Linked DNA regions of Homo sapiens: region 1 is linked to region 2. Evidence: chromatin loops called from intact Hi-C (ENCODE). Cell type or tissue: B cell. All regions are shown on one strand. Each heading gives the region's core, and the rest is flanking DNA. Links, peaks and the distances in the headings are about the cores only. Region 1 overlaps ADARB2 (adenosine deaminase RNA specific B2 (inactive)). Region 2 overlaps ADARB2 (adenosine deaminase RNA specific B2 (inactive)).

What was found. Hi-C counts contacts between places; a loop is a spot of excess contacts. Peaks named below come from ENCODE experiments on the same cell type or tissue, not always from the same donor. Only the 100,000 strongest peaks of a DNase experiment are listed, where the experiment ranks them.
Region 1: it touches region 2 in a loop (10-fold over the local background); 1 of 110 quality-filtered maps calls a loop at or near these places.

The regions. Positions count from the first base shown.
Region 1 is chr10:1,575,353-1,579,741 of GRCh38, forward strand. All of the region lies in intron 1 of ADARB2 (adenosine deaminase RNA specific B2 (inactive)), which reads right to left. Among named protein-coding and RNA genes, the nearest start is that of ADARB2-AS1, 51 kb to the left of the region's middle. In B cell, for the core only: no CTCF peak of the experiment used is centred there; a DNase peak (open chromatin) is centred at 2,219; H3K27me3 peaks cover 343 bases.
Region 2 is chr10:1,486,861-1,491,249 of GRCh38, forward strand. The region is part of intron 1 of ADARB2 (adenosine deaminase RNA specific B2 (inactive)); the gene reads right to left. Among named protein-coding and RNA genes, the nearest start is that of ADARB2-AS1, 38 kb to the right of the region's middle. RefSeq lists an enhancer at 2,219-2,268 and a silencer at 2,411-2,577. In B cell, for the core only: a CTCF peak has its summit at 2,130; DNase peaks (open chromatin) are centred at 2,431 and 3,145; H3K4me3 peaks cover 359 bases; H3K27ac peaks cover 1,031 bases.

The DNA.
Region 1 (4,389 bases), core at 253-4,252, 89 kb after region 2:
TCAGTGCTGATTATTTTTCTGGGAGGGAAATGCATGCTTGTTCTGGCAACTCACAGGTGGTGATCGTGGAGAATAATGGGTCTTAAAGATGCCAAAGCAGCACATTTCATAGCAGAGACATGGGAGAAAAGTAAGCAGATGGGCATGCAGCACTCAGCACCAGCACTGCCGGGTCAGAGGGGCCCTGGAGCCCCTTCCTGTTTGCACACACTGGAGACACATGCGTGCAGACGCTGCTCTGAGGGGCTCTGTGCACAGCCACCCTCTCTCTCCCTCAGTCCTCAGCCTCCTCCCCACCTGCTCCTGCGCCTCTCTGGCCCTGGGGTGGAGGAGGGTGGGAGGTTCAGCTGGGGGACTCTGTGGGATCCCCCTGTGGTCAAGCTCCATGGTTTCCAGATGGGGTCACAGAGACCGAGAGAGCCTGGCGGTTTGGCTCTGGCCTTGGGGCAGTGCCAGGGTCGTTTCTGAATCAGCTCAACCCAGTCCACCTGCATCCCTCCTCCACTGCACATTGCTCAGGAAACCCTTCCTGTCAGAGAGCCCATGAAGCCCCTCAAGTCAGAGAGGGGCACCTATAGCTGCAGAGCACAAAGCGCATGGGAGGGGTACTCCGGGGCCATGGGAGGGGGCTCAGGGTCACTAAAGGGAAGTTCAGGATCCATGGGAGGGGGCCCAGGGCCACTCGGCGGGGGGGTCAGGGTCACAGGAGGGGGCCCAGGGTCACAGGAGGGGGCTCAGGGCCACGGGAGGGGGCTCAGAGTCACAGGAGGGGGCCCAGGGTCACAAGAGGGGGGTCCACGGTCACAGGAGGGGGGTTCAGGGTCACAGGACAGGTCTCAGGGTCACTGGAGGAGCTCAGGGTCACAGGACAGGTCTCAGGGTCACAGGAGGTGGCTTAGGGTCACTGTAGGGCTCAGGGTCAAAGGAGGGGGCTCAGGATCACTGGAGGGGCTCAGGGTCACAGGATGGGTCTCAGGGTCACAGGATGGGTCTCAGGGTCACAGGAAGTGGCTTAGGGTCACAGGAGGGGGCTCAGAGTCACAGGAGGGGGCTCAGGATCACTGGAGGGGCTCAGGGGCCATTGCAGGAGGGCTCTCCCTGCTGGACTTCCTGCAAATACGGTAGCAGCAGTTCATGCTATGGTTCTGTGGTGCTGGCAGGAGCCGAGAGGACTGAGGGTCCCGTGAACTGCAGGTGGGACCCCAGGGATAAGCAGTGCTAGGTCTGTGTCTCCATCCAGCGATCTTCGGTCTCAAGTGGGTGAGGGGCACTGTGCAACCCCCGTTTGGAGACAGGTGATCATCAGTCTGTAGTGAGCGGAGGGGCGCTGTGCACCCTCCAGTTGGAGATGGAGCAGCTGTGTTTCCTGAAGCTTTGAGCCCTGAAACCCACATCCCCAGGGTCTCTCAAGGAAAGGCCCTTGGGGACAATGGCTGCAAAACACATTGAAGGTGGAGGATGAGGAGGGGCGTGTGGACTTCGTCAAGTGCGATTCAGTCTGCTGTGTGGCCCTGGGGCAGCAGCTGCTTGCCCTCTCCAAGCCTCAGTTCCCCTTCTGGTCTTGGAGGCAGTGAGGTGTCTCCAAGGGGCTGGGGCTGGGTGACAGCGGGCCTCAGGCTCTGGGTAGGTTGCTGGCCCGGGGAGGCTCAGCAGGTGCAGTGGTTGCTGTCCCCTTGGGTTCCCATGGCTGATTGAACAGATTCAGTGCAGTTCTCACGAAGGACCCTCCAACTTTCTCCACCTTGTAGAGCCCTAGGCCTGGGGTGGCTCAGACACAGCAAGGAAAGAAGCCCAGGTGCGCTCTGGTGTAAGGCCATCCAGAAGCTGCAGTGATACCCTCATGCACACAGGTGGTGGGTGGAAAGAAGCTCAGGTGCATCCTGGTGCAAAGCTGTCCCGGAAACTGCAGTAATACCCTCATGCACACAGAAGGTGGATGGAAAGAAGCTCAGGTGCATCCTGGTGTAAGGCCATCCAGAAGCTGCAGTGATACCCTCATGCACACAGGAGGTGGATGGAAAGAAGCTCAGGTGCATCCTGGTGTAAGGCCATCCAGAAGCTGCAGTGATACCCTCATGCACACAGAAGGTGGATGTTGTTTATTGAAATTAGAATCTGATCAGGTCTCCTTTATTTGGTCTGGTGACTCTATCCAAAAGCAGTGGGGCTTGTCCCCAGACTAGCACTGACGTCATTGAGACCAGGGCCTCCGACCAGGGCTGGCAGCTGTGAACGTGCCAGGCTGTACGAAGGCCTTGTGGCTGTGGCTGGTGAGGGTGGTGCCCAGGGGACGGTGGGAAAGGACGGTGGGTGGAGCGAATGTGCAGCCCCACCATCCCTGCCGCACACGACACACAGGGAGCAGCCCAATGTGCTGCATGTGAGCTGTGTCCCCCAAAGTCCCATGCTGAAGCCCTAACCCCCAGGACATCAGACGGTGACTGTATTTGGAGATCGGGATCTTCAAACAGGTAATTAAGATAAAATGAGATCATTAGGATGGGCACAAATCCGATCTGCCTGGTGTCCTTATAAAAAGAGGAGATGAGGACACAGACACAACCAGAGGGACAACCCTGTGAGGACACAGGGAGAAGACAGTGGCTGCAAGCCATGAAGAGAAGCCTTAGGCAGAGCCAGCCCTGTGGACACGCTGATCTCAGACTCCAGCCTCCAGGACTGTGGAAGCAGGAAAGTCAGTTGCTCCAGCCACCCCATCTGCGGGGCTTCTTTCAGCAGACCCAGCAAAGCAAGGCGGTGTGTGCTGTATATCATTTATACCTCTTCACCACCCCATAGGATGGAAATTTGAACGAGGTGAACTTAAGGGGTTCCCAGCACTTCCCGCAGCGGAACAGATGGCACGTGCAGAGGCAGGAGGGCCAGGCAGCAAAAAAGAGCAGGTGACAAAGCATGAAGTCACACTCATCCCTGTTTTGAATACACATTTAAAAATATTGCGTTACTAAAATTTTCTTATTTTTCTTTAATGAGTTCATGTTAATTGTGACATTTTTAAATTAAAAATATAAACAACTTAGTTTCATTTTATCACTGCAAGCGACTTTGAAACCTGCGTGAGGCTTTATTTCTAGGACAGACTTGAGCTTGAACAAGTCACTGGCAGTAGTGAGCTGGGAGCTGTGCTGGTGCAAAGGCAGCCCCGCCTGTGAGTGCTCGGCTTCCTGGGGCCCTTGGCGTGGGTCTGGAGGCTCCCCTGGCAGCCGTGGGTGCTGTCGGGCCGGGTACCCAAATCCTTGGCTGAACCACTGTTCTCCATGAGCTCACACTGTGTACCATGTTACCCCAAACACACACACACACAGAGAGAAGTGTGTGCACACACATGCTCATGCACACTCACACAGACTCAGGCACACATTCACGCCGCACACAGGTACCTATGTTTATACACACAGGTACTCGTTTACAGACATGTCCCCCCCATATATGCACACACACGCATATACACACACCTACAAACACCACCAGCACCCACAGGCCCACACTCATGCATTCTCCCTGGGGCCCTGGGAGAGCTTCCCCATGCGCCTGGTGAGGCTGGGCGCTGGGGTCTGGGGTGGGACACAGAGGAAGGATGCCGCAGCCAGGGGCAGAGGTGGGCAGGGACCAGCAAGCCTGGCCCATCAGGGCAGGAGGCAGGTGGATAGCGAGCGGGATGGATCAGGATACCACGAGGTGGGAGAGCCCCAGGTGCCCACACTGCCTCAGTTTACCCTGCCTTCCAGCTCTGATAGGCTGGCATCCTCCTAGCACACCGCTTTATATCAAGTACTTAGAGTCAGGCAGGTGAAGATGCTCAGCGGTCACAGACCTGTCATCTGGGAATGTCGGTCACCTGTTCGAGGGCAAATACACTGTTTCCCATGAGGCTTAGAGCCCTGGCAAAACCACACAATGAATAGAAGGCACAATTTACATCCTCCTACGATTGCCTGCGTTAGACTCAGCCACATGGTTATGTGTGCCGCTGAATCATGTAATTTCTGCATTTTTTAAAGAAAGATGAAAATGGAGAAATTATAGTATGCACATAACAGCAAGTTAATCATCAGTTGGTCGGAATCAAGAGAATTGTTGACTATGATTTGAGAGATTGTGACTCAGCTGTAAAGAGTACATGAGGAAACAGGCGCTCAATGAAAGCGATCCCTTTCTGATTTGACAGTCAAGGGGTGGAAGGGACTCTAAAATACTCTCCAGTGAGGCAGCATGTCACAGACACAGAGCATCTCACTTTTCTAAGTGAAGCAGAAATACTTCCTAAAAAATAAAATAAAGACTCCAAATCTGAGCTAGTTGATTTAAATATGCTAGTTTATCATGTGAGAAAGAGGAAGGACGAACTTCTCAACAGAAGGCGAATTC
Region 2 (4,389 bases), core at 117-4,116:
AGGAGTGAACGTCACTGGAATTGAGATAGATGAAGTACATGTAACTGGTTTAGGGTTGGAAGAGGAAAGAAGAGAGAACACGCGAATCTCTGTTCTAAGTCTCCCACTCAGACCTCCCACACAGACCTCTGTGCTCTCAGTGCTCATTGTGTGTGAGAATTATCTGCAAGAACTCTAGAAAGTCGTGGAGCCCTGGGCCCCACCAGAGAGGCTCATCAGCTGCACGCGTGGGTGCCGTGGGAGCCCGGATGCTGGGGAGGCCGGATTTCAGCCCTGCTCCCCTTGGCCAAGGCCTTGGATAGCAAACCTGGAAAGTCAAACCAAATCCATCTACGACTGGGTGAGACTCAGGTGAAGGGTTGTCAAGTTATCTGGTGATTCTGATGCAGCATTAGGGTTGGGAACCCCAGTAACATTTAAATTACTTGAGCTCTTCAGTTGCAAGTTATTGAAAACAAGTGAAAACAAAAAGACTAAATAAACATTCTCCACACACACACTCACACTTCTCGTAAACAGAATTTGGCAAGATAAGCTCTTGCTGGTCTGGGAGCTGGACTTCTTTATAGCTCTTGAGGGGAAGGAGAGGAGGTGCCTGCTGCTGAGTGGAGACCCTGTGGGCTCACCCATGCCCTGCCCTGACCTGCTCCCGGCCCTGGGTTGTGGGCGAAGCTATAGCCTCACACTTCATTTTGGGCCAAGGGTTAGGTGGGGTAAATAAAGGTCATGGAACATGACTTGGGATATCTGACTTATTCCTAAAGTGTAGTTGGAATAAAGCAGGAAGAAAAGAATATAGACATTTGGGAACGGACATGGTTTAGGGAAAAAGTTTAGGTATTACAAAATGTGCAAAAAGATGTTTGTTTTGCAATTTATGTTTTCAGGCTGGTGTGAACTAAATACAGATTGACAGCTCTGAAGAACCAAGAGTGGTCAGAAAAACAAAAGTGTGGTGGTAGCTCTTCACCTACTGGGAGTTAAAAACACGTGCCGCGGGTGTGAGGAGAGCTTGGCATGATTCCACAGAGGAGGAAGAAAAAAGGAAACAAACAAACAAACAAACAGATGAAAGGGAATTTGTTGAATTTACAATGAATTAGAGTCTTTCCATTGTACTAATTTAAAAGTTAATATATCAGCTTCAAATTTTTCATAAATTGTGGTAATTTCCAAGAAGGTCATCTACATGTTTCTTGGTTTGCTTTGAGAAAGCACTCAATATAAAGAATCCATTCCATTACTTTTTATGTATTAAAATCTCTCTTAAGCATCTGACTATTTCATAATTTATAAGCTAGTGTAGACTTTTGAGGCAAGCATTTTCTTTGAAAAGATACAGACATTATCTCAGATTTGGCAAAGAAAAAAAAAAAGGATGTACAAACATCCTACAGTTGGCACTGCCTTTTAAAGCACATCCAAAAATGACCCACAGCAAAGTGACAATGGTAATATTTGCTCACATCACATGAGCAGGTCTGAGTAGCCAATGACCTGTGTCTGGGTTGCTGGTGTGATGTATTACAGTTTCTACAATTTGCTGCAGGCAGAAATCTTAATTAAGGCCTTTCCTAAAGAGTGACCTTCAGGGAGGGCATTACTGAATTGGTGTGAAAATAGACAAGTGGCCAAATTGCCCTGGTGGGACGGTGGAGAACTTGGATATCTCTCTCCCACCAAAGAATGGGCTGTGCTGGATATAGGCCAGGCTGCAGGATCAATGATCAATGATCAATGAGCCCTGCACCCCATGAAATAGCCTAACACTGGGGAGACGTGAAAGGGAGGACTTTTCTTTTTGGCGAATGCACGTCCGCTCCTCACACTGGAATATTCTGCATCTCCCTGCATGCATGTCTTCTCTGTGAATTCTGGGCCTGCGCGAGTCTGAGAAGAGCAATGCTCCCTAACAGCATACGTGTATCTGTGTTTCCTCGGGGGAAAACGCTCGCATATCTGCGGTCCTTGACGATATCGTCTGACAGGTTTTAGAAGGAGATGGTTTCTTCTTGGTCAGCAAACCAGGATGAGATGGGAACACATTCCGATCTGATCAGGGAGACCTTATACAGTGTTTGCCCTCCTTTTTGAGAGAAATTGGAAGGCATCCTCCACTAAGGTGAAGATGGATTGTGCAGCTTCAGGGGGCACAGGCTCCTGGCCGGGTGCCAGCAAGCGCGACTGCGCACCTCGGATCAGTGAGGCTTGCTTCTGCCAGATTTCTCGCGGCTGTGTGAAGTATTGCAGCCAAATGTCTCTCAATTTGCTCATTTCTTGGCCAAAGTTACTCCCTGATACTTAAACTCTAAGACATTGATCAACTTCTCATGCACTTGTGGAGGCCCACGGATGCATCTGACCTTCCCTTTCAGCAAGGCGTGACCGTGCCTCTCTGGGAGCTTCTGCACCGGATGCACCTGACCTTCCCTTTCAGCAAGGCGTGACAGTGCCTCTCTGGGAGCTTCTGCACCGGATGCACCTGACCTTCCCTTTCAGCAAGGCGTGACCGTGCCTTTCTGGGAGCTTCTGCAATCAGGGCAGTGGATCTACCCAAGTCGTCTGGTCACAGTTCTCAGTATCCTCTGATCTAACATTTTCCTGTGAGTCCAGAGGAACAAATACCTTCACAGCCGCCACTTAATGTGTTGCCCATTAGTAGCGGATCCGCAAGTCTCGAGCTTTCTGTTTGCATTAGCGGAAGAAAAACAACAAAGTCAATCTCAGAGTTTTTTAAACCACTGGGAAAACTATAAAGATGGCAAATGCTTTTGAGTAACAATTATTAGGCAGAAGACACCACGGTTATTTCAACCTGCCTGGTCTTTAGGTAAGACGAACTCTGAACTTCTCAAACCAGCACTTTCTGAAGCCTAGAAGAAGAATATGTAAGGAAGAAGAGACTCCAACACAATTGTATACAAGAAATGCTGGATGAGGGATCCTAATAATTAGCATATTAGGATCAAACACTCTTGGGTGTCTCTCTTGGGTGAAATATCTGGTGAGCCTGAATGAGAGGGGGTCAAAATACTGTGGGATATTTAAATTAAAATGTCTCCATACACCACATACTTTCATATCATGAGGGTCTGTCTAGGCAAGCTGCTGCTACAGGTGCACGGACAACAAAGACCTCAGCCTTGCAGCTGACTGACAATTTTGTGATAAACAGAAGCACACGTTAGCTGTCAGGTAAGTGAGCCTGTGCAAGATGCTGTCATCAGAGAATACATGAAAAACCAGGAGGCCCAGGAGAAGAAGCAACACTAACAACGGCCTAGGAGAAGAAGCAAGCCTAACGCCAGCCCCTTTAGTGGAAGGCTTCACCCAGGACTTGCCTTGGGAACTTGCCCTGGAGGAAGAGTAGGATTCCACCACTCAGAAAGGCAATAATGGGATGATAATAGCAGGCAATAGTATACTATAGATTATATGGAAATAATAATTAAGAATAGTAGGTTAAATGTTAAGATAACCTTATATCTGAAAGCACTTAACTGTTTACAAGGTAAGTTCCAATATATTAATTCAAATGACCACTGAAAAAATCCTCTGAGGTTTCTTTTACTACTGCTTTTAATTTTTATTTTAATTTAATTTTGTTTTTCTGAGACAGAGTCTCGCTCTGTGGCCCAGGCTGGAGTGCAGTGAGACAATCAGGGCTTACTGCAACCTCTGCCTCCTGGGTTCAAATGATTCTCCTGCCTCAGCTTCCCCAGTAGCTGGGATTACAGGTGTGTGCCATCCTGCCCAGCTAATTTTTGTATTTTTAGTAGAGATGGGGTTTCTCCATGTTGTCCAGGCTGGTCTTGAACTCCTGACCTCAAGTGATCTGCTCTCTTTGGCTTCCCAAAGTGCTGGAATCACCCGCCTGAGCCAAGACAGCCAGCCTGCTATTGTTTTTTTAAATAAGCCGTTAAATGGCTCACCCAAGACAATATACACATGAAAGTAAGAATCCAGAGCTGAACTTGGTTCTCTGTTTCCAAGGACCATACCCCAGTTGTCTCATGAACTACATACGTCAGCAGATAGGATGCCATGTCTAAGCCTTACAGGATTACCATGCTGAAGGAAGAGGACCTTGAAGTCCACATCATGGCAGGTGCTTCATATCTCTTAGGAACAATGAAAAAGTAACTGGCCAGAGGAAATGCCTTCTGCAGTCCTCACAATTTTATAATTTCTTTTTGTTTATGTATTTATTTAATTGTTATTATTTTTTAAGAGACAGACTCTTGCTCTGTGGCCCAGGTTGAAGGGCAGTGGCATGATCATGGCTCACACAAGCCTCAACCAGGCTTAAGCAATCCTCCCACCTCAGCCTCCCAAGTAGTTGGGATTACAGGTGTAAGCCACCACACCCGGCTAATTGTTTTTATTTTT